Regions from separate parts of the Mus musculus genome. Here all the other regions are linked to region 3. Evidence: chromatin loops called from intact Hi-C (ENCODE). Cell type or tissue: left cerebral cortex. All regions are shown on one strand. Region 1 holds the start of Pomp (proteasome maturation protein). Region 2 overlaps Mtus2 (microtubule associated tumor suppressor candidate 2). Region 3 overlaps Mtus2 (microtubule associated tumor suppressor candidate 2).

Evidence for each region. Peaks named below come from ENCODE experiments on the same cell type or tissue, not always from the same donor. Only the 100,000 strongest peaks of a DNase experiment are listed, where the experiment ranks them.
Region 1: it touches region 3 in a loop (3-fold over the local background); 7 of 42 quality-filtered maps call a loop at or near these places.
Region 2: a loop joins it to region 3, with 2.1 times the contacts of the local background. A loop is called at or near these places in 11 of 42 quality-filtered maps.

The regions. Positions count from the first base shown.
Region 1 is chr5:147,857,861-147,865,860 of GRCm38, reverse strand. It overlaps Pomp (proteasome maturation protein), which reads right to left and starts at 5,233. Exons shown (of 6, transcript NM_025624.3): 1 at 5,170-5,233; 2 at 3,211-3,308. The coding sequence starts at 5,172. In left cerebral cortex, a CTCF peak has its summit at 4,677; DNase peaks (open chromatin) are centred at 4,658, 5,261 and 5,712; H3K4me3 peaks cover 2,245 bases; H3K27ac peaks cover 1,937 bases.
Region 2 is chr5:148,085,726-148,093,725 of GRCm38, reverse strand. All of the region lies in intron 3 of Mtus2 (microtubule associated tumor suppressor candidate 2), which reads right to left. Among named protein-coding and RNA genes, the nearest start is that of Gm46928, 60 kb to the left of the region's middle. In left cerebral cortex, a CTCF peak has its summit at 5,008 (motif pointing left); DNase peaks (open chromatin) are centred at 3,058, 3,505 and 5,713; H3K27ac peaks cover 1,824 bases.
Region 3 is chr5:148,236,334-148,244,333 of GRCm38, reverse strand. It overlaps Mtus2 (microtubule associated tumor suppressor candidate 2), which reads right to left. Exons shown (of 15, transcript NM_001359503.1): 7 at 7,857-8,000. Among named protein-coding and RNA genes, the nearest start is that of Gm46928, 90 kb to the right of the region's middle. In left cerebral cortex, CTCF peaks have their summits at 2,156 (motif pointing right), 3,693 (motif pointing left), 4,998 (motif pointing right) and 7,525 (motif pointing left); DNase peaks (open chromatin) are centred at 2,165, 5,018, 5,373, 7,451 and 1 more place.

The DNA.
Region 1 (8,000 bases), 380 kb after region 3:
GAGTGGCACTATTTGGAGGTGTGGCCTTGCTGGAGTAGGTGTGTCACTGTGGGCCTGGCCTTTTTAAGACCCTACTCCTAACTGCCTGGAAATCAGTATTCTACTAGCAATCTTCAGATAAAGATGTAGAACTCTCAGCTCCTCCTGCACCATGCTTGCCTGGAAGCTGCCATGTTCCTGCCTTGATAATGGACTGAATCTCTGAACCTGTAAGCCAGCCCCAATTAAATGTTGTTCTTCTATGAGTTGCCTTGGTCCTGGAGTCTGTTCACAGCAGTGAAACCCTAAGACAAAGGCTTTGCAAACGTGGATGCTAGCTCAGTCCTCTATCTATAATAAAGCCCTGATAGTAATGCCACTGAAAAGCTGTGCAATATTTTTACCATTTAACTGTTCCCACTGAGTTTCATTGTTTATTTTGATGTCTTTCATGGGTTCTCATGTAAATTAATTTTTAAAATATTTATTATGTGCATGGATGTTTTGCCTGTATGTCTGTCTTTGTAGCACCTGTGTGTCTGATGCCCTTGGAGAACAGAAGAGGACACCAGATTCCCAAGACTGCAGTTACAGACAGTTGTTAGCTGCTATGTGGGTGCTGGGAAATAAATCCCAGTCCTCTAGAAAAACTGCTAGTGCTCTTAACCACTGAGCCATCCCTCTGTCTCCTAAATCTTCTAGTAAAAATGTTTAAGTTATTTTACAAGAACTCAACAAGCATGTGTTTAATATTACTGCCACTTTGATGGGATGCTGCTCCTAAGACAGGCTAGCTAAGACTCTTCCTTCAGTGCTGTACCTTTATAAAGACATGTCAAACCACATGCTTAAGAGACCCACAGTTAGGACCCGACCACGGTCACTGTCCTGCTAAGTACTGTCTAAAGCAGGGTCTGAGGGCCCCAAAGCCTACAAGCCCTGCCACAGCCACCCACTGAGCACTGTGAACAGATCGCCATCAGAGAGGGAGAACATGAAAACGGCCTTCCTGTGCAGTCTCCCTGTACAATTGGGGAAAAAAAATGACATTTCCTGGAGGGGTTCGGTCGTTGGTGGGGCTCAGCAGGACTAGCTGGTGGCTAGCCTATTAATTTTCTTTAAAAACTGTCTGTGCATGTTTGCCCTGGTTCCCACAGAGGCCAGAAGAGGGCATCTGATTCCCTGGAAATGGAGTTACAGGTGGTTATGAGCCTCCATGGGGCTGCTGGGAACTAAACCAGGGTCCTCAGGAAGAACAAATACTATAACTGCTGAGCCACCTCTCCAGCCCTCAGCCTATTAATTTTACTACAGATCAAATTATGACTCCAAGAGGCCATATCCTGTGTCTTTCCTACTAATCCAAAATGGACTATGTATGTGCCCAGACCTCAGCACCAGGATGCCAGAATGCCACTCTACTGCAGGAAAAGTCAGCATTTTCAGTTAGGATGGAAATACACTGGAAGTCACATCGACCTTGTATTGTATGAGCAGAAAAGTGATGTGCCAGGGGCAGACGACTGGAACAGGTGTCTAAAGAAGGAAATCACAGAAGCAGGTAGGACAGGGAGCTGGAGAACACAAACAAAAGCAGCCACCACGAAGTGCCAGAGCGAGCTGGGCACACGTGCGTGTTCTCGGGTACTGACTCCCTTGCTCCGACTGTGTAACACAAGTACTGTTCACTCTGGTCACCGACTGGAACGCTGAGCACCTGTCACAAGACGTCGTCCAGGGGACAACAGAGCTGGGACCCAAAACCAAGCAGCCACAGCACGTCATCCTTTCTCTCTCCGTCTCTGCCTCTCTCCCTCCCTTTCTGATTCTTATTGACAATAAGAGTTTTCTCAAACCTCTACACACACAGTAATCTCATAAAAACACAAAGCCAGAAACCACAACATATAAACAAAAGATCTCTAAGTTAGAAAAAAATGAAGTTCCACTGAGCTTGTCTGGCCTGCCCTTACGTGTAGCGTCTAGGTTATGGACGGGGGCTTTTGTCCACTTCCTGCCTAAGCACTGGTACCCCATCTGGCTTGTGCCGGCTCTGTGCCTGCTGCCTGCCACAGGCTTTGCAAGTTCATGTTTGCTTTAGCACTGCTGTGTCAGGAAAGAAGGCCTTGTTTCCTCGGTGTATACCCACCATCCTTTCTCCCCCCCCCCCCCCCCCCCCCCGACCCCGTCTCTCAGGGGTGGGGTGGGACGGGGTGAGGGAGACTTTTCAAGACAGGCTTTCCATGTAGCCCTGGCCGTTCTGGAACTCACAGGACAGTTCTGCCTCCCAAGTGCTGGGATTAAAGGCATGCACCACCGCCACCCAGCCACCATCCTTTCTTAAGGAGGTGTGTGTGTGTGTGTGTGTTTCATGTATGCCAGGTCTGACATTCGGAGATTCTCCTGTGTGTGTGTGTGTGTGTGTGTGTGTGTGTGCGTGTGTGCACGTGTGTGTGTGTGCTCGAGTGTGTGTGTGAGTGTTTCATGTAGGCCAGAGTGTGTGTGTGTGTGTTTCATGTAGGCCAGAGTGTGTGTGTGTGTGTGTTTCATGTAGGCCAGAGTGTGTGTGTGTGTGTTTCATGTAGGCCAGAGTGTGTGTGCGTTTCATGTGTGTGTGCGTGCGTGCATGTGTGTGTGTGTGTGTGTGTGTGTGTTTCATGTAGGCCAGAACTGACATTCAGTGGTGCTTCCCCTGCTGCTCTCCGCCTTATGCTCTGAGGCAGGCTCTCACTGGCACAGTGACCATCAACTGGCTAGGGTGACCTGCCCTTAAATGGGTGTTGGGGATCCAAACTCAAGTCATACTTGCCCAGTCCTTTGTTAACCACTGCTATATAAATGCTATATTTTCGTGTCTCCTGCAGTCAGTAGCATCGAGAGGTCAACGGCTGAGTTACGAGCAGTAAGAATCCTACTAAACTAAGGGCTAGGGCTATAGATCTCAGAGGTAGAGCGCTTGCTTCCCATTATACGACACCCTAGGTTCAAACTCCAGGGCTAGCTCCCTCATCAAACGAGCCCAGAGAATCCTACCAATAGTCCCAGACACTAGGAGGACCCCCTTCCTGCAAGCCCGCATGCTGTTATTCTGCTACAAGAGTTCTCCAGCTACAAGGAACATGCAAGAATCAAATACACATTTACAGCCTTCCAGGGAGAGCACCTTGGAGAGAATCCACAAGAAGCGCTTCGTGAGAACGAGCGAGACACAGCCCCAGCTCCCCGACATACCCTTTCCGGAGAAGATCGTGACTCTCGAAAGGCCCGCTGGCTGAGAGCTCCGCGACTGGAATACTGTCCTTCAGCTCCGACCCAAGACCTCTGGCGTTCTACAACACAAAGTCAATGCGCTGGTTAGAGGACAGAGGCGCTAAGAACCGTGCCCTTAAGGAACCCAGGATCTACAGAGAGAGCCTTAAGTGCTGCGGTAGCCAGCGCACGGGGTACATTGAGCACCGCATCCGAAGGTAGAAAGACTCCTGCTCTGACTTCTAAATGTGGCAGCAGGGAGAGCATCGTATGAAGAAAAAGAAAAGGAATGAAGACAAACTACGGCCAGTTTGAGATGACTGACATGATTGAAGGGGTAAAATTCAAAGGTGGACAGTCGTATGTACCAAAAAACTTGAGCTTTACCCTAATCTTGGTATGATCAGCCAGATCTGCTTCACTGGAAAGAACCTTCCCATTGGCTGTAGTGTTTTAACCCAATGAAAAGGCTGAGGACAGAACCCCAGGGAACAGGCAGGTCAAATATAATACCAGAGGTGGAATTACGGCATGACACCTAGACATGAGGTCATAGGATCTGACAGAAAGGGGGAGGAGCTGTCTTCTATGATTAAAAATAAATGCAGCTAGTTGAAACAGTGCAAAAGGCTAAAAACAGCTCCTTTGGAACTGTCACTGTCACCCGACATCTGACAGCACAAACTGCTTAGATACAGGTGACCTGGTCTCTGTTACTAGTCTAGACCAAACAATTCTGAGAAAGCAGCTAGTTGATAGACTTACTTCACCTGTGTATTTGACCTGGCAGCTCGCATGGGGGGGAATGTCAGCAGCCCCAACTGGGTCTTGCTTGAGCCTCACCAGTCTCCCCAATTCTGCACAAGGTTTCCCCAAAACACACCACCTCACCAACAAAATCGCTAACAATCTCCTTCTAGACCTCATTAACATCTGAGAAATAGAGTTCGGGGCTCCAACTCTATAATTCAAGGGCCTGGTACTGTTGGTGTCCCCACTCTTCACACAGGAAACCACGGGGATCAGGAAGACAACAGGTAATCTATCCTGGACAGTCACCTACTCCGTGACTGCCAGTCAAGCACAGACTTCCAGGACTGGCCCTGTCTATGATTATAGCTGTCCCAATGCTGACTGACACCACTACAGTACAGTGTTCTCCTGGGGACAGATGTACTGAAAAGCACCAAAGGAGAAGTTTCGCTACACACAAAGGGGAAATTCTGAACTCTAGTATTGCTGTTACTATCGTCCCGGTGTCCTTTTGTAAAATATGAGGACTCCTTAAGGTTCTAGTTCAGTGTCAGATACAAGTTAAGTCTATGAAGACCTAAAAACCATTCATATTTCAGCGTTTCTCACATTCCTTTACACTGGTTAGCGGTCTCTGCCAATCCAAGCTTTCTGGACGTGGGCAGATGGCGTGCGGAGGAGTGCCATAGTGACTCAGGACTATGCTCAAAGAGAAACAGAAAGTGGGGCAGGAGGAGAGGCCAGAAGGGGAGGAGAGGCCAGAGGGGGATGCGAGGGAGTTCAAGCACTAACTATACGAACAAAACGGGAGCGACACATGGCACACAGAGAGATGTTTGTAAACCGAGGCTGAGCTGTACGAATGCAACGGGCGGTCGTGCGCCTTGGCGGGTGTAGGGGTGCAGTCACCCTAAGGGAGAAGGCACGTGGCGTGTCCCAACACGCACACAAGGCTTGGCTTTCGGAGGTGCCCAGTGCATGGAGTGCATCCGCCTCCACTGCTGGGAAGGGGCGCTGTGGCCTGGGAGGCCCGGGGAACTGACCCGCGCCGTCCGATCGGAGCCAGGACCACCCGAGAGAGTGCAGCCCGGGTCCCGCCCACGTCAGACACCCGCCGGGACCGGGCAGTCGCGATCGTGCCCGCACCACGAGTACCCGCCGCGACGGCGGCCCTCCGCGCTCACTCACCATCTTTGAAACAGCTCTGTGAGATCTATAAACCTGCTCGAGTCCGCCGGCCAAACCGCTCACTTCCGTTTCCGGGGCCGAGACGCCCACCCCTCCGCCCCATCCGCCGGAAGTGCGTCCTTCCGGCCAGGAAGGAAAGGGGGCGTGGGAGGAGCAGGGAGTAGCGTTGGGCCGGGGCTCCCACGCTCGCTGTCCCCCGGTGAGCGAGGGCCAAGGGCGCAGCTCGGGTGTGCACTGGCCCTGGCCTCGCGGGACGGTGTTAGATGGGCGTGTGCAAATGCACAGACTTCCCACGGGCCATCCAAGGACGCACGGTGGTGATTTACATAAAGTCCTTCTGCTGAGTCAAAAGTGGGACAACAGGCCTTTACGGTTTTATAAATCGAAGGTCCGAGGCTGGGTATGTGTAGAACCTAAGGAAAGGACCAAGCTAGCTTAGGCACCGAGCCTCAGGCAGAGGCGGGCTCCAGGGTTGTGGGGTGTGGATATTTCCGAACTTGGGGGGCAATCACAACCTGAGTCCCAAGTCAGGTCTGGCCACCGGTTCGTTCATAATAAGCAACTTAAAAGCGGGAGGCAGAAGGCGGCGATATGGTCAGTGTGGCCAGACTGGAAGACAGCAAAGACTTGGGAGGTTCCCTGGGACTAAGTCCTTTTCGGTGACATGGGGGTGGTGGTGGTGACAATTTTAAGTCAGGGTCATCAGAGCTAACGTATGTCAGGCTCTTAGAATTACAAATAACGTGGTTCTACATGTTGTACATGAGTCATCTCCCTAAGTCTTTTCATTAAGCTTTTTTTTTTTTTTTTGTTATTCGAGACAGGGTTTCTCTGTGTAGCCCTGGCTGTCCTGGAACTCACTCTGTAGACTAGGCTGGCCTCGAACTCAGAAATCCGCCTGCCTCTGCCTCCCAAGTGCTGGGATTAAAGGCGTGCACCACCACGCCCGGCTTTTCATTAAGCTTTTTAAAATTAATTTTTAAAGGATTCCTCTAAAACGTTTTGTTTGACTGTCTGCGTGTGCATCAGGTGTGTGCCTGGTGCCCTCACACTCTTTTGCAACATTAGCGGTGTTTGCCAACACGAAAGAGTCTTAGGGTCTTATAGGACTGGAGTTATAGGTAGATGGTTGGGAACCACCCTCTGGGTGCTGGGAAAGGGACGCAACAGATGCTCTTAACCGCGGAGCCATCTCTCCAGCCCTGTTGCTCACATTATGAGAGTATGGCATAGCACGAAGGAGAAGAAGACAAAACAGGTCTTAGCTGTGCTGGCCGGAGGATGAGGCGGCTGGTCACTTGGGTTCTGCAGTCAGAAGCAGAGAGAAATGAATGTCGTCCTCTTGTTTTTGTCTTGTTACTCAGCCTAGGACCCCAGCCTATGGGATGGCGCCTCCCACATTCAGGGTACATCATTTTTAAAATGATGTAAATGACTTCACTGATATGCCCAGACTGTCTCCTCTCAGAGAACCCGGGTTCCTTTCACATCACTCTCATCAGGAGGCTCAAAGCCATCTGTAACTCAGCTTAAGACGATCCAATGCCCTCTTCTGGCCTTGAACTGTACTCATGTACACAGATACATAAAACCAAAGACCATCACCATACCAACATGTCTTTGGCCTGATCCCATGAGCCCTTTCTTTGTTAAGTGCATTTAAGATATCTATTTACATATCTGTTCCTCCAGGAAAATTCCAGCATCTCACACGTAAGGAAATTCCTTTTTTTATAATTTCATTGCCCAGTACTAAAAGAAATGTTCAGCAAGTGTTCAGGACTGACTCTGTATCACTCAGCATGTGCAGTCAACAAACATTAAATGATTATGTTTTTGAAGTAGGATTCCAGTAGCTCACACTGCCCACCAGCTCACTCTGTGTCTGAACGTGAGTGTGTACTCATAATCCTCCTGTCTCTGTCTCCTGAATCTACCATTACAGGCATGGGCCATGATGCCCTGAGATTTTTTTTTCTTAAGCTGCAGTTATAAGGGCTAGAAAAATGAAAAAAGATCTATGTTCAGTTCCCAGCATTTTCTGATTTGGGCTCAATATGCACACACACACACACACACACACACACACACCCAGTTCATTGTTTGCATGGGCAGGTCTAATAATTCTCCTTTACATACGGTGATGGTTTGTATATGCTTGGCCCAGGGAGTGGCACTATTAGGAGGTGTGGCCTCGTTGGAGTGGGTGTGGTCTTGTTGGAGTAGGTGTGTCACTGTGGGCATGGGCTTAAGACCCTCACCCTAGCTGCCTGGAAGCCAATCTTCTGTTAGCAGCCTTCAGATGAAGATGCAGAACTCTCAGCTCCTCCTGCACCACGCCTGTCTGGATGCTGCTGTGTTCTTGCCTTGATGATAATGGACTGACTCTCTGAACCTGTAAGCCAGCCCCAATTAAATGTTGTCCTTTTTTTTTTTAAGATTTATTTATTATATGTAAGTACATTGTAGCTGTCTTCAGACACTCCAGAAGAGGGAGTCAGATCTCATTACGGATGGTTGTGAGCCACCATGTGGTTGCTGGGATTTGAACTCCGGACCTTCGGAAGAGCAGTCCGGTGCTCTTACCCACTGAGCCATCTCACCAGCCCAAATGTTGTCCTTTTAAGAGTTGCCTTGGTCTTGGTGTTTGTTCACAGCAATGAAACCCTAACTAAGACATACTTTACTACCAAATGAGCCAGCTCTTATCCTTTGACTATTGGCCCAGTGAGTCTTAAAGTCGTTGCCTTAAGTAATGGTGGCTTAAGTCGTGGTGGCCAAACACAGGACCATTTATTTTAACACTTAAAGCAATACAGTGTAGTATTTGG
Region 2 (8,000 bases), 150 kb after region 3:
CATGATAACATTAAGGAGGACGTGCTAGTAGCAAGGCTGGATGACCCAGAAAGCATTCTTAGAAACCATCAATTGGGGGAGGGGACTGGAGAGATGGCTCAGCAGTTAAGAGCACTGACTGCTCTTCAAGAGGTCCTGAGTTCAAATCCCAGCAACCACATGGTGGCTCACAATCATCTGTAGTGAGATCCCATGCTCTCTTCTGGAGTGTCTGAAGACAGCTATAGTGTACTTACATATAATATAAATAGATAGATAGATAGATAGATAGATAGATAGATAGATAGATAGATAGGCAGGCAATGATCCACACCAAATTAAAAAGAAATGCAGGGAGAGAGATAGGATGGAGGAAGAGAGGGATGGAGGGAACGGGGAGGGAAAGGGAGGGAAGGAGAGGTGGAAATAGAGGCAAGGATGGAGAGGCTGAAATAAACGGCAATAACACAGCTTGACTGACCAGCAGTGACGAGACCCAAGTCTGTACTGTACTGTCTTGTTAGCAAGACAACCTCTCTCTGTGTATATCGATATATATGTGTATATTGATGTGATGCACGCACACACACACACACACACACCCCTGGAAATCTCAAAAACAGCAATGGAAAGAGATGGTTATAAAATGCATTGGGGGGGAGGGTTATAACTGTCATCCACATTCTTTTCATCAGATTGCATAATAATTTCTCGTGATCAGCAACAGACATTGTTACTTAAACAAAAATTGTTTTTAGCCTCAAACATTACTTTCAATGTAGTGAATTAAAACTAAGAACAGAAATGCAAAACTCTGCCGTGTAGCTTCGTGTAGCTTTCTCTTCTCTGCCTCTCTCAGTCTCTCGTCTCTCTGTCTCTGTCTCTCTCTGGAAATTAATTACTGAGGATGCACTTAAACAGCCAAACCATTGTTTTGAGGCCTCTGGTAGGGATGCAAACTGAGAACTACAGAGAACAAAACACTTACCTCCAGTCCCAACATCAAAAGGAAAGAGTAAGACCCACAACCATCTACAAGGGCACACACCCAGGAACCTAAGACTCCCCCCTGATCCCCACCTTTCAAAGGTCTTAGTATTGACACCATGGAGACGAATCTTCAACACCTGGACTTCAGGGTCTTGTCAAGCTCCCAAATTATGGCACATCCGTCCCCTTGGACTCTACGAAAGCCCCAAGAAAAGGCACTGTGCTGAGGGCTCACACGTACTCACAAACATCCCGAGGCTCCATAGTAACTCACCACCAGAAAGAGGTGTATTAGAGTTTCCAGAACATCCGTCCTCTTTTATAAGGCAATAACAATTATAGATGGGTTAACTAATTGTGTAGATTCTGCAACACAGGTGAACTGGGGCTGTCATTCCTGATGCTTGGCTTTTCTTCATATTCTTCCCCTCCGCAGTCTATTCTGAAGCGACCTTGGCCCACAGGGTCAGGAGGCTAATTATACATATAGATTTAACATATACATATAGTAGGGGGCACTCCTGTACCAGGTTAGAAATTATTCCTCTGCATGTTTCTGGAAGAAATTAGCAATTGAGCTGGCAGGGTGGGGAGCACAGAGGCTTTTCCCAGTGAGAGTGGACATCAGTCAACCTGTTGAGCTCTGGGAAGGACCAGGAGACTTGATTCCCCCTGTTGGACTGCTTGAGCCAGGGATGGGTCTTTCCCTGTGCTTGGACCATCAGCTTCCCTGAATCTCCACCCTGCAGACAGCCATCATCACCGTGATGCTCAGTCTCCATAACCTCCTAGGTTTCAGGGTGACTGAGGCCCTGAAGAAGGATCGAGAGACGGAAGAGGGCTCGTAGGCAACAGTGAGACGCTGAGACTGGATGCGGTGGCAGGAACATCTGCAAGTCAGAGGACACAGACTGGAACCTGGCTCTGAGCTAGACTCGGGAGGACTGTCAGCCATAGTGCGGTAGAAAGAGCCACTACTTCCTAATAAGTCTTTTCTTTCTCATTGGTTCTGAGTCTCTGAGAAACCTTAGCAAAGGCTGGGCTTTAGTAAAATTACCTGCAAAGCCTCTCCTGTTCTCCATTCCTACCTCTGCCCTCATCTTGGCTGGGCTCTCCTTGCTAGCATCCTAAAACAGCGTCCCGAAGAGGACCCCTTGTCTTACCCCTTCTCGCCAAACCATCTACTCTTGTTCTCCCAACTTCCATCCAATCTCACCTTCTAAAAAAAACAAGTATGATCTTGTCTGTCCTTATGTCAAACCATTTGGGGACACAATCTTGCTTTTGAGGGGAAAGGCTGAGTCCTTACCACAGTTTGGATCTCCCCAGTTTTCTCCAGTCTTGTTCTCTTCCTGCCCCAGTGGTTGACATTGAAGCCACAAAAGCCTTCATGTGAACCATCCCTTGGGTCTGGACCACACTCTCTTCCACTTGTGTCATGTCCTCATCCCTCACACCATACCTCAGACCTATGGCATTCTCTCTCTCTCTCTCTCTCTCTCTCTCTCTCTCTCTCTCTCTCTCTCTCTCTCTCACACACACACACACACACACACACACACACACACACACACACACTCATGCTGGCACATACACATAAGAATAAATGAATAATAAAATATTTAAAGATACCAAAGGAAAAGCTAAGGGGAGTCCTTGCCCTGTGTGTATAAGGCCCCGGGGTCAATCTCCTGTAAAAGAGAAATAAAAAGATGCCAAAGAAACTGCAATTAGGCCATGCTCCCTTCTACCATCACACAGGTGTTTCCCATCTGATTCAACCCACATTGCAGATACCACAGTGAAGCAGAATTTCGGTGTCAATAAATTGCTCTCTTAACCCAGGAACCAGCACCCTGCCCGCTCCTCTCATTCCTTTTTTTACTCTATTCCCCTCTCGTTTGCATTAGAAGAGTCATTGCCTTTGCCTCATATCTCAAGATGCATCCTTCTGCACGTGGCCATGTTCCCATCATTCACCAGTCCCCTGGGGATGATTAGCGCCAAGTTCTCTCCCAGTGCCTCCCTCTCTTTCCTATTCCAGATCATTTGCAGTAAGCATCTCCTCCCACGCTCTGAAATGCAGCCTAGTCCACCCCCGCCTCCAGCTAGCACTCCTGGTTCTTTTCTGCATTTGCTAGTATTTAAAAATCATTCTCTTCTGTTCGTATTCCCTCACTTTTCATTCATGCATCACCCTGCTAATATGTGACTTCCACCCCTGCGTTTGACTAAAAGTGTTCCCTCAAAACTAGGTCACCAACTGCTGCCTAATTTCCAGTCTCAACAGTCTCTTGGCATTTTTTTGCTTAGCCTGCCTCCTATGAGACCCCATTGGTCACTTCCTCCTTCTAGTCCCGCCTCCTATGAAACTGCTACGGTCACTTCCATGTTGGTCACTTCCTCCTTCAGATGCTCTGCTGAAGACCCCCACGCTGCCCTCTCATGGTGTCTCCTTGGCCCCTCCCCCAGGGCTCTGTCTCCTGCTGACTTCCTGCTTCCGGTGCCTCTGAAATGGATCACCCTCCTTTCTTGCCCACCTCCTCGATTTTCCTTGTCTCTTTTTCCCCTGAGTCCGTTCATCCTTTCTCACTGCCTCAGTACACATCCACAGGGCAGTCGCCCCACACTGAATCCTCGCCTAAGGTTTCTCTGTAGCCACAATTACTCGTTTTAGACATTTCTGTCTCATGTCCAGAGGAACTTCAAATTCCCATGTGTGAGTGAACTGTCCGCCATCACCACCAATGCGTTCACCAGGATCCCTGTAGAGCTGGAGTCCCATAAAGGATCTGGATCGTTCCACTCCTACCGATGGCCCCTCTCTTTCCATCTTTACACCTTCCCAACCTGATAAACCCCCTACGTATCCTTCAAAATGCAGCACAACTCACCCTGTCTACAGCTTCCCTCCCTTCCCTCCCGACCCGCCCTACCTGCTCACACGGGCAAGCCTGCAGTCCATTCTCAACAGGTCACTATCAAATACCTACCACATCTATGGCAATTACTAATTTTACTCTTTGTATCCCACAATGTCCAGAACTGTATCATTTGTGTACCAGAACACAGACTAGCACCCAGCCTATAAATAGGTTTCAGAGAAACAAGAACAGGGCTGGCCACCTCAAAGGTTCTCAAGAAACAGTGGCCATTCAGCCAATTACAGCCCAGGGGGCAGCCGCTGGTCTTGGCAGACAGTCTGGTTTTGTCTGTCTGTACTTCACACTTGCAGAGTCAAGTGACTTCGGCTGAACTGGAAAGCTAACATATTTAACTCCCAGCCCTTGACCGGTCCGCCCTAGTTCAAAAGTTCCCAAAAGCTTGTCAGTTCTTGGTGACCATGGAGAAACACCAAGAACTGCTGCAGGGTAGCCATAAGCCATCAACTCAACAGATACAGAGCTTCCTCCTGTGTCTTTGAAAATGGTATTTCTAACTCATTCTTTGAAAAAACGTCAAGCACGTATACAATATATTTTGATGACATCCATCCCCTGCTACCTCCCTTCAACTCTCTGCCAAGACTCACCAACACGCTTTTCCTTTATAAAAAGTATTATTAAGAATGCATTGAGTCCAATTGGTGCTGTGTATATAAGCATGGGTGTGGGCTACCCACTGGGGCAACCCTCCAGTAGTCATAGACCCCAAATAAAAGGGCACCTCCCCTCTCAGCAGCCATCAGTGGCTAAGAGCCCCATAGCTATTAGTGGAGACACCATTGCCAAGTGGCATGTAGATAGTGTCAATGAAGTAACCCAGGAGTTGCTGTGATCATGGTGCCTCTTCAGAGCATTAGAAACACAAACTAAGACAGACCCTGAGAAACACTCCCCGCCCTCACACTAACTTGTGCAGTGCAGACTCTCAACTCAAAGCTACAGTGTTCACAAAGGCAAGGTGTCCAGGCTAGGTGAACAGAAAGATGCTGCATCAGCTAAGAGTGCTGGCTGCTCTTGCAAAGGACCAAGGTTCAGTTCCCAGCACCCAAACAGTGACCTCACAACCATCTGCAACTCCAGTTCCAGGAAGATCTGATGCCCTCTGCTGGCCGCTGAGGCACGGACATACATGCAGGTGAAACACTCATAGGCATAAAACATAATGTGAAAAATGAAGTGTGTTGTTATAGAATCTGGAAAATATGAAAAGTATAAATAACATATTCATATTCTTATATGAGAGCTCTCATATTATGCTGTCAGGAGAGAGCAGCTTCCTCAGACCTCCTGTACCATGGCCTGTGTTCACAACAGAGGATCCTGGCAAGTCTCTAATCCCTCAAGGTTTCTAATTCCTCACCAACAGACAAAGCAACAACAAAAATTCCTTAAACTCAGCCTGGCCCTGAAATTTCCTTACTATCCGGCTCCAGCTTACCTATCTGGTTTTGTTTTGGGTGACACCCAGTTCCCTTCCCCCAACACTCCCCTCCCACCTACAAAAATGGCCTGATTCTTGAAAAACTCCAACTCCCTTCTTACTTGGGCCTTCATACTGCACTGAGTCCATCCTATGAGGTCATTCAGGCCATGCCCCAGTTCCTCCAGGAAGCCTTTCCATGGGTACCAGTCAGGATAAGCTGTCCCCATCCAGTTCCCTGCTTTAAATGCTGTGCCACAACACACACACACACACACACACACACACACACACACACACACACACACACACTGCTCCGCACAGACCCAGTGCTGGGAGCAGCTCCCTGACAGATTCTGTGGGCACCCTCGTCTTCCCTAGTATCCAGCTGGGCTCGGATCTGAGGAGGCTGAGGAAGGTCCTGCTGTCATCAGAAGAAACCCATGCAGAGCTCCCCCACAGCTTCCAAATGCACCCTAGCTTTCTTATGCCAAGCAGAAGATTCAAAAATGCTCATTTGTCTCAGTATTATCTTGGGAGAGAAAAATAACATTTTCATTTTAGACTTCTTATCAGAGATACTGAGCACTGGCCTATATTATGCTAAATTTGTAGCGGCAGCTGGACAGGGCTGGTTTAAAAGATTCTAATTCCATTTATTTGCTTTTCAAAACACGTTAATAATTTCTCCATTTTAAAACTTGGTGAAATTTACTCTGTTTTTTTTTTTTTAAGTCCCTGAAAGAAAGGCTGCAGGGGATGTCAAACTCCAAAATAAATTTTATTTTAATAATCAGAATCTATAGCACAGTTGTCTATATCTTGAGAGAAAGTTTTCCAATTTAGCTGATTCAATTTCTCTGGCTATTTATAGAATGAGGTTTTATCGTCCATCCTTCAGAAAGATTTTGCTTTCAACGCCTCAACTGCTCCTAACAGAAAATATTACATTCCATTCTAGCATTGCCTCATATAAAAGCACTATGCTTTCAGGGAAAAAAAATATGTATTTCAAATACATTTACCATGCAGGCAAATTACATTTCGCCACACTGTACACTGGGTAGGCTAACAGGTTCTGCATGTTGGGGGCCATTAAAGATTTGTTTTTGAGGAAAGAATACAAAACATATAGAGCTTTTAAAAAAGACAGTGTTGAGAAGCAGGGTCTTCTCATGTTCCAGACATGGAGGCTCTATTATAAACTGCTCTACAGACAACCATGGCCCCCAGCGCGAGCAGGCTTCATGCTACACGGAGGGCTGTGAAGTGCCCTGAGCTCTTGACTGCTCATGCGTCTTGAGTTTCACTCTCAGAAAACAGAGAAAGTTCAGTGGAGTTTTTGATTTTTGTATTTTGTTTGGTGTGTGTGTGTGTGTGTGTGTGTGTGTGTGTGTGTGTGTGTGTGTTTTCAAGACACGGTTTCTCTGTGTTGCCTGGTTGTCCACTGTAGATCAGGCTGGCCTCAAACTCACAGAGATCCACATGCCTTTGCCTCTCGAGTGCTGGGATTAAAAGCATGGGCCACCAGTCCTCAGCTCAAAAGTTCGGTTGTAAGCATCACTGTGGAGTCAGAAAAAGTTAGAGCCTCAAACAAAACAAAACAAAACGAAATGGAAACAAGACAACAAAAACAAACAAACAGAAATGATTTAAGAAGAAAAGAGAGCCCCTGGGTTCATTGATTCTTTATGTAGTCACATCAAGATCTGTAAATCTTAGGACATTGCCTTAGCTATGAGACAAATGCTTGAAGGAGCTGCCTTGTGGGATGGTGTGGACTGACTGTGTGTCCACTTCTTTCAGGCCATCACAATCTACCTAATGCTGCCTGCAAAATCAGCCACGGGATGGAAGCACTGAGGACCTCACCTGACTCACATGGCGCTCACCAGGCTACTGGGCATTTAAGAGGCTTCCTATCTGAGCGGGGGGGGGGGGGGGGGGGGGGGAGGAAATATAGCTAATGTGTTATAACTCACGGATCAAACCGATTCATAGATTTTAGAATGCAAGGGCTCACTTGACATTGGAAATATGTAAATGCTAGGTCACATCGTGAAACATCCATCCTGCTCCTAGTTCCAGCTCTCTCTCTGCCAGTGCCATGCTGTTCAGACCCTTGTGTGGCCTCCTAAAACAGATCCGACAAGGTCCAGGAGATGTGACAGAGAATCTGAATCTATACGGGTATGAATGGCGGCTAAACGCAAAACCACACCCACGCACAGACATGTATCAAAGACAGCCTTCAAACATCATGGGAAAATAAGCACCACGTGATAATCGGGACTTGGAAGCATAAACACAGACGTGGGACCTCATATTCGATACAGGAAAGCCACAGGAGGCTAATAGTTTCTGTGATGACGTAAGGGACATCCTACCCAAGAACCATTAACAACATGGAGACTGCCGTGAACAGATAGGAAACAAGAACCATCAAAATGTGGGCAAATACAAGCAATGGATGTTTTCAGAAACTGCGCAAGAGCCCTTGCGGGGTCGTGACCCTCGAGGGAATAGAACAGGAGCAAAATTCACCTGAGAGCCCGTTTCTAGGCTGCAGCACTTAAAGGGGAGGAATGTGAACAGCGGAGGCACTAAGGTGGGGGCTTTGGATGCTCAAGACATCTTCTAGGTTGTATGAGACGGGGGGGGCGGGG
Region 3 (8,000 bases):
CTGATAGTCTGCAAGTGTCACCGTGGGGGTGGGCTTTGAGGTCCTATGCTCAAGCTCCATCCAGTGCAGCAAAGAGCCTCCTCCTATTGGCCTGCAGAAGAGAGTCTCCTTCTGAAGGATTAAGATGTAGAATTCTCTGGTCCTTCAGCCCCAAGTCTTCCTGCACAATGCCATGCTCCTGCCGTGATGATAATGGACTGACCCTCTGAACCTGTAAGCCAGCCCCAATTAAGTGTTGTCCTTTAAAATTGTTGACTTGGTCATGGTGTCTGTTCACAGTAATAAAACCCTAAGACAAGCCGGGCAGTGGTGGTGCACGCCTTTAATCCCAGCACTTGGGAGGCAGAGGTAGGTGGATTTCTGAGTTCGAGGCCAGCCTGGTCTACAAAGTGAGTTCCAGGACAGCCAGGGCTACACAGAGAAACCCTGTCTCAAAAAACAAAACAAAACAAAACAAAACAAAACAAAACAAAACAAAACAAAACAAAACACCCTAAGACACCTGTTTACTGGCTTCAGTCAAGTAAAAGCCTCCTCCCCCATGGTTGCCTGTCACGTAGCAGCATCCCTGGCTTCCTGCTTACCTTCCAGCATTGCAGGGGGAGTTGGATGAGGAGCTCCGTGAGTGTTACGTGGGGTTGTGCCTTTCTTAAAAGAGACGCTGTGTCATTTCAATTTTATCACTCTGAGACCTAGCAGGCATTTGATAAATGCACAATGACTAAAATAATACACAGGACATGATTTGATGAAAAGGTAGCCAAGTTATCCATAAGCCAGGGATCGAAATACCTTCATCATGAAGATTACACAAAATAATATTCATACACATTACAAAGGGCAGAGCTGTGAGCCCAGTACACACTGGGGCTTCTGGTTCCCTTCCCCTGTGCACAGGAGACACGTTTAAAAGCAGAGTACCTAGTTTGGAGCAGCATGGCTCTGGGTCTACACTAACTGAACATTATGTATGTACACAGGTCCCTGGAGCTCAGTAGAGCCAGCCTGCAATACCAGCAGCCAGCTTCACGCCTTCTCCGAGTTCTTGGAGAATGGACAATTTCTCATTGAAGTGCTGAGTTGTGTCCTGACAGTCTTCCTGGCTTTAAGGCATTTGCTCTAGTTAGGTTCCTGTTGTTGTGATAAACGCCCACCAAACCCAGCACGGGATGAATGGAAAGGATTTACTTGGCTTACACATCCACATCACAGTCCGTCACCAAGGAAAGCCAAGGCAGGAACTAAATCAGAGGCCACGGGGAAATGCTGTCCAATGGTTTGCTTTCTCTAAGCTTACTCAGCTACCTTCTTTATAGATCCCAGGATCATCTGCCTAGGGATGGCACCCCTCGCAGTGGGCTGGGCCTCTCGTATCAATTGGCAATTAAGAAAATGTTCCCCATACCTGCCCACAGGCCAATCTGATGGTGGAGACCCCTCAATTGGGACTCTCTCCTCCTAGGTTTATCTAGGCTTGTATAAAGTGGACAAAAGCTGTGACATCAGCTTAGTGTCAACCTGTGTACCTAGGTAAATGATCAAATGACAATGTATGAAATTCTTGAAGACTTAAAAATATATTAAATTATATATTTATTCTGCCTCTTCTTTAATAGTGCTAGCATAGTATATCTTTCTCACCCATTTACTGATTTTTATGTTTAAATTGAGGTTCTTGCAGTTACCATATAGTTGGATTCATTAAATAACTTCTGACTACCCGTGTCTTTTGGGGTTCAAGCTATTCTCATTTAAAGTGGTTATTGATATAGCTGAATTAACCTCTTTGGCCTGTCTTCCATCTCTTGCCTTTTTTCTCTCCGGATACTGGATTTACAGGTGTGGGTCATCTGATTGCAGGTTTGTGCAATATATAACTGCTTTCACAAAGTGACCCCTAGGTGAACGGCATGTGATGCCCATATATCTTGCTGTCTTAGTGATTTGATTATCAGGATCAAGAAGAAAGAAGAAAAGATCTGTGTGTTTCCTATTTGAAACTTAGTTACAATTAAGTTTGTGGAATAAGCAGGTCTGTGTCCCACGGTCAGTGACTATAGAGAAAACACTCTCTTGCTCTCTATAATTCCTCTGACGAAAAGGTAACACTGATGAGACTTTTCAGAGCACAGACGTTCAGTTGCAGACAGTGCCCACTAGGTGGTGCCGTTGCTGCGTCTCTCAGGCTTAGTTCTGAATGGACAGCTTAGTTCTGCTGCCAGCTTTTAAGGAGCCAGGGAAACTTAGTAACTCTTTCCACTTCTATGACACAGGTAGGACACAGGCCTCCTGTATTGCTGCACCAGGCAGTCATCAGTTTGCCCGCGTGGACCACTTCACTAAAAGCTCCCACAATGCTCTCTGCCATTGTCAGCATGGATGTCAGACAGGCCAACCAAACTAGAAGTACTCACATTCCGAATCTTTCAGGGTTTGGCTACTTGGGGCAAATTAAAGAATGAGAAGATAATGGCTGTTAACAAGGTGGAAGGTGCAAAGCATTGTGGTGCCAGATCCAGGGACCCACAAGCATCTGGCTGCTTCTGCTTCCATGGGGAACACACATGGGGTTGTGGCGGGGGAGAGGGAGGGAGGAGCCCCTGGAACGGGATGTCCTTCCGCTGGTGGAATACACCTTCTCTCTTGCCTTCAGAGTGGGCTCATCTGATGAAGCCCTAATTTAAAATCCCACTGCCCGGAACAGCGAGAGCTAGCAAACACTTGCTTGGGGAAAGATTCCTCCATCTTCTCCCCTTTGCTCGACTGAAGACTGGAGAGAGGAGCAGGTGCTGTGAGGCCTTAATGAAGACACAAGGGAGGTTCCTCCAAGAGGAGCCAGCCGTCCTCACCGAGGGGTGTTGTGCTTTCAAACAGCGCCCAAGGTGAGAACTGTATTCTGAAGTTAGCAATGATTCACCAAGAGCTTGGAAAAAGGGAGAGGATCCCTCTACCTGGGAGGCAGACAAGTCTGCTCGGCTTCCCTCTACACTCATCCCAGATCTTGTGGCTCTCCGACCCCTGCACACCCCCGCCCCATTCCCAACGACTCCTCAGAACACTGTATCTCACTTGGTCTGTTTTAAGGGCAACGGGACAAAATGGCCTTAGGGCATTTCCGGCGAGCATCAGGTGTAACTATCCAGCTTTTAATTACTACCTCACTGTTTGTGATTATGTTTTCTCTGCCCCCTGTCTCACGTACAGGGAAGCACGGGGAGGGCTGGTAGGGGAAGGGACATTAATATACGGTGCAAAGACTGTTGGCTCCACTTTGTTCTCATTATGTTGTCCTTAGAGACCTGCATTTCCCTCAGTTTCCCCAAATGTCACACAAGGATGATAGCTATAACAGCTGGAAGAATTCGGTGAGGGTTGGAACAATATCTCCAGACTCTCAGGCATTGACCGTCAGTCAGTCAACAGGGGCTCAGCTGTTATCTGTGAGCCCTGCCTACTTTCAAAATTTCCAAGTCGCCCATGGACCCTTTCACATGGCAGAGGCAGTAGCCCAAGAGCCTCCGCTGTTTCAGGTGAAATATATTAAAAACAACATACAAATCTGGGCTGGAGAGATAGCTCAGTGGTTAAGAGCACTAACTGCTCTTCTAGAGGTCCTGAGTTCAGTTCCCTGCACCCACATGGTGGCTCACAACCATCTGTAATGGGATCTGATGCCCTCTTCTGGCAGTGGAGCGTACATGCAGATAGAGCACTCATACACAAATAAATAAATCTTTAAAAAATACACAAAACTAGTAGAGTAGAATACTAATAAATTTTAAATATAACTATGGGGATTTAAGTTTTTGTTTCTTCCTCTCTTTTGTATTTAGAGTTCGTTTTCACTGCAGTTGATACAGAATGCACGAGAGAAAAAATCTTAAAGAGAGAAAAACAAGAGTCTGTTTCCATAATAAAAGACAGTAAATGCAATGACATTATTATATTCTTTGGAACTAGCTTAGAGGAAAATGAGTTATGGTTGGTGATGTGTATATAGAAAGATAAAGAGGTAGGGGATATGTTCTATGGGACTGTGGTGAGGTGTGGGGGAAGGAGGTGTCCCATGCTGAGGCATCCCTTCCCCCTGAGGAACCAGCCACATGGCGGTATAGTATAGAATAGAGTTTATTCAGGTCATAGGGAGGGGAGCTAAGAGGGAAGTAGAGGTAGAGAAAGGCAGAGAGAGGGAGAGAGAGTAGGGAAGTAGAGGCAGGCCATAGCCATGAGCACATGGAGAGAGAGGGAAAGGAATGGGAAGAGAGGGGGAGCAAGAGAGGGAGGAGGGGGCAAGCAGCCCCTTTTATAGTGAGTCAGGCCTGCCTGGCTGTTGCCAGGTAACAGTGGGGTGGAGCTAACAGTTGAGCTTTGCTGCAGACTGGGGAACTATGGGGCACTGTGGGGAGGTGGAGGATCCTTTGTGATGGCAAAGGCCTAGAGGTATTGTGGTTCCCCTGAGGCAGACCGTGGGGCCTCAAAAACCCTTTTCTTTCTCCTTTTGCTCCCTGGCTTGTGACATGAACGTTTTCTTCTCTGGTATACATCTCAGAATTGCCTCAGGTATTCAGTAATAACAAACATGGAAGACCCACAGAGACACTTCACTGGCATCAAGTCCCACGCCTTTTCTGCCTAATCTATAAGAACTAACAAGCAAAACTCACAGTCTACCACCACATTTGGAGCTAACTATAAAAGAAAAACAAATACTAAGATATTGAGTCAATATAATGCATTGTATTAAAAATAAAATGGAAGCCAGGTGTGGTGGCGCACGCCTTTAATCCCAGCACTTGGGAAGAAGAGGCAGGCGGATTTCTGAGTTCGAGGCCAGCCTGGTCTACAGAGTGAGTTCCAGGACATACAGGGCTATACAGAAAAACCAAACCAACCAACCAACCAAACAAACAAATAAAATGGAAATAAACAAGGCCACATGTTTAAGAATGTGAAGCATTCTGTGTTGTCAAGGACCACTGTCTATGCTATTTCATGAACTTACCACCAGAGGGTGATACAGGGTAGCATTTGGATGAACAACAAGCAAAGGATTCCAGCTTGTCAGTGAGACCCTGGGAAGTGAGCCCAGGAGGGTCACACTCATCACCACATCCCTGGAGGTTTGCAACCATGGCCTTTTGGGTTTTTTTTTTTTTTTTTTGCTTTTTTTCTCCCCTTTGTTGGAAGGCCTGCTTTGCCTGTTGAGGAACATGACTGGCTGCAAGGACAGAGCTGTTAGGTCAGGCAGGTGTGAGGCTATGTTGGCACCTAAGCGTGGCGTTTCAGAATCCCTGGGCTCTGGGCTGAGGCTGTCAGAGCTGACAATTTTCACCATTATTCTACCAGGACAGGGAGTCTATCTGAGCTCCGATGTTCCCAGTGATGAGCTGAATTTCCAGTATGCCCTTCAAGATACATTCAACACTCAGGAAAAATTGACTACAGCAACTGAACTCACTAGACCAGCCAAACCACCGTTGTATATAAAGAGACAGTATCCCTTTTTCATAACGATAGGGGATGGAAATATTTCCTTTTTTGCTTTAGAACTGGGAATGTTTTTATAGTGTACATGAGTTTTCTTCGGGATGGGATCCAAGTCTGAACATGAGATGCATTTGAGATTCTTCACTCTCTAAGCATAAGATAGAGGTAAGTTTATACAATGTTTTAAAGGTGCAGCCAGTCTTAGAAGCTCCAGTGTGGGATTTCACACTTGTGCCCTGTCAGTCCTCAAAAGGTTTCAGGTGTTGGAACATTTCATATTTCAAACATCAAACCAGGGACATATGACCTGTGTAATGAGAGCTAAGTGGCCAGGATTAGTGTCCACTGCCCGCACGTCATACATGTCTAATCCCTACTGAGAGCAGGACCCATAAAGTGGTTTTCCTTGCTCTCACAGAAGACCATTCCTAAGTATTCCCGTGACGTGCCTTTACCCATCAATTCACTACATCCGCACGATGACCTTACAAAGAAGCAGCATCTGTCCTATCAGAAGTGGAGAGGTGCCCAGAGGCATGCAGCAGGAAGGCCACACACATCAGGGATAACGGCACACACACACACACACACACACACACCTTTGCTGCTCAGCAGGCTATGGGCTATATGGGGATAGCCCTACTGGGCTTCTAACTGAACAGCCTTGTGCGTGCCATGGAAGAAAGCAACTTGTGGTCAGCAAAGAGTTTTTCTGAGGCAGAGAACTGCAAAACTATGCGGGTGGAGCCTTAATTCTGGCACATCGGCTTCTTACCTGCTATGGTATCATAAGGTTTAACTTTTCAAAGAATCCACCAGTGCCCTGGGATGTGATCCTAGGAAACAATCATCAAGGCTTTGGTGCCACACTGAGGAGGCCACGTGGGCCATAGGCAGGTAGTGTCACAGTGTAACTATAACTACCCAGCTCAGCAAAGAGGAGCCTAGGCAGGTAGTGTCACAGTGTAACTGTAGCTCAAGGTTCAGCACACACCTTATTTCCTTTTCTATTGAAGATTTGACAGTCCATGAAAAGTCTGTATACAACCAAAGGGAAACTATCCACTCCTTCTGTAGGACAAGCATCCTAGAAGTGTCATGGTTTTGAGACACGAAATCTCAAAGATGCATTTGTAACTTTTATCTTTCGTATAGGAATAGACTGTAGATACTTGTTAACTCTTTGTTGACACCAATACCACCAGTCCAAAACATGGGGAATCTAAATTGATCATTCGTTGCTGGTGTGACAGTTCTTAGTTTCGGAAGAGGCTGGAATCTTGGTACAAATGAATTTGAGCAGCTATCCATGTAGCTGGCCACCCCCCCAAAACAACAGATCGGCAGGTGACTGTGCTAACAGCTTTCAGCAAACAAACAAACAAAAAGACTGAGAGAACAACGAGCAGGTTGGGTTTCTGCACACGAGGGCAGGGAGAGGACAGAAGGGCACAGAACCCCCGTACAGTGCAGCTCAGGTGACCAAGGAAGAAATGCTGTACACCGTGGAACTTAATGTCCTGTTTTACTGACCTGAAATTAGCTAGAGAGGTAGGCACTTCCCCTTCTTCCTGGGGAGGCACTGATACGGTACTTTTACATCTTCCTGTTTCTAGGCACCACGAGGCCAACAAACAACAAACGGGAGCTCAGAGCGCTCACCGGTTGGGTTGCTAGGGTTTGAGTGTGGCTGATCCTCCAAAACCTCCCACTGAAATGTGATAGCCCAGGTACTGCGGAAGGGGGGCCTCGGAAAAAGAATTCATGTCTGCCTCCATTCCCATAGAGTAGTTCCTGAGAGAGCCAGTCAGCATAAGACATTTCACTCGCCTGCCTGCCCAATCACCCACCCCGTTCCCTGTCTTCCACACCCCCCACCCCCAAGGATGGCATCATTTTCAAATCTCCAAAGTAAACCCTCCCTCTCACCCTCGGACACAACCTTCGCATCCAGCAGACGCCAGCCCTCCAGTGACAAGGAACCAGCATTCTGCATTTCTAGAGAAGCAGTGATCCGGAGAGCGCCCTCTAGAGCCCATGCTGAAGGGCTCAGAGGAGGATGCCCCTCAGGCCTGCCTGGGTAAATTTCCCCTCAGCAGCAATGTCTGCTCTTCAAGTCCTCTGTATTTCTTCTTCCTTTTGCGGCCCACCTTTCTCTTTGGTAATCAAGGTGACTTATTCTTCTTTTTAGACTAGTTTTTTTTTTTTTTCCCGGCGAGGTCTGGGCTCCTGGAATATTCTAGAATGCTGCAGGAGATTCCACAGGACCAACACGCCTCCACTCTAGCCCCAAACCCTAATACCACACACACTTCCCAACGCCCATCGTTAGTTCAAGCACCCGTAAACATTCACAGACACAGCCTCACCTTTCCAAAGAAATGCTTAGTAGAGACAGCCAGGGCGTCGAAGCCTTGGATGGCTTTCTTCAGCTCCCTTCGAGCCAGACCCAGCTGCCTGGCCTGCCACTCACACCTGTCCCGCAGTCGCTGGGCCAGCTGCCGCTCCGCCTC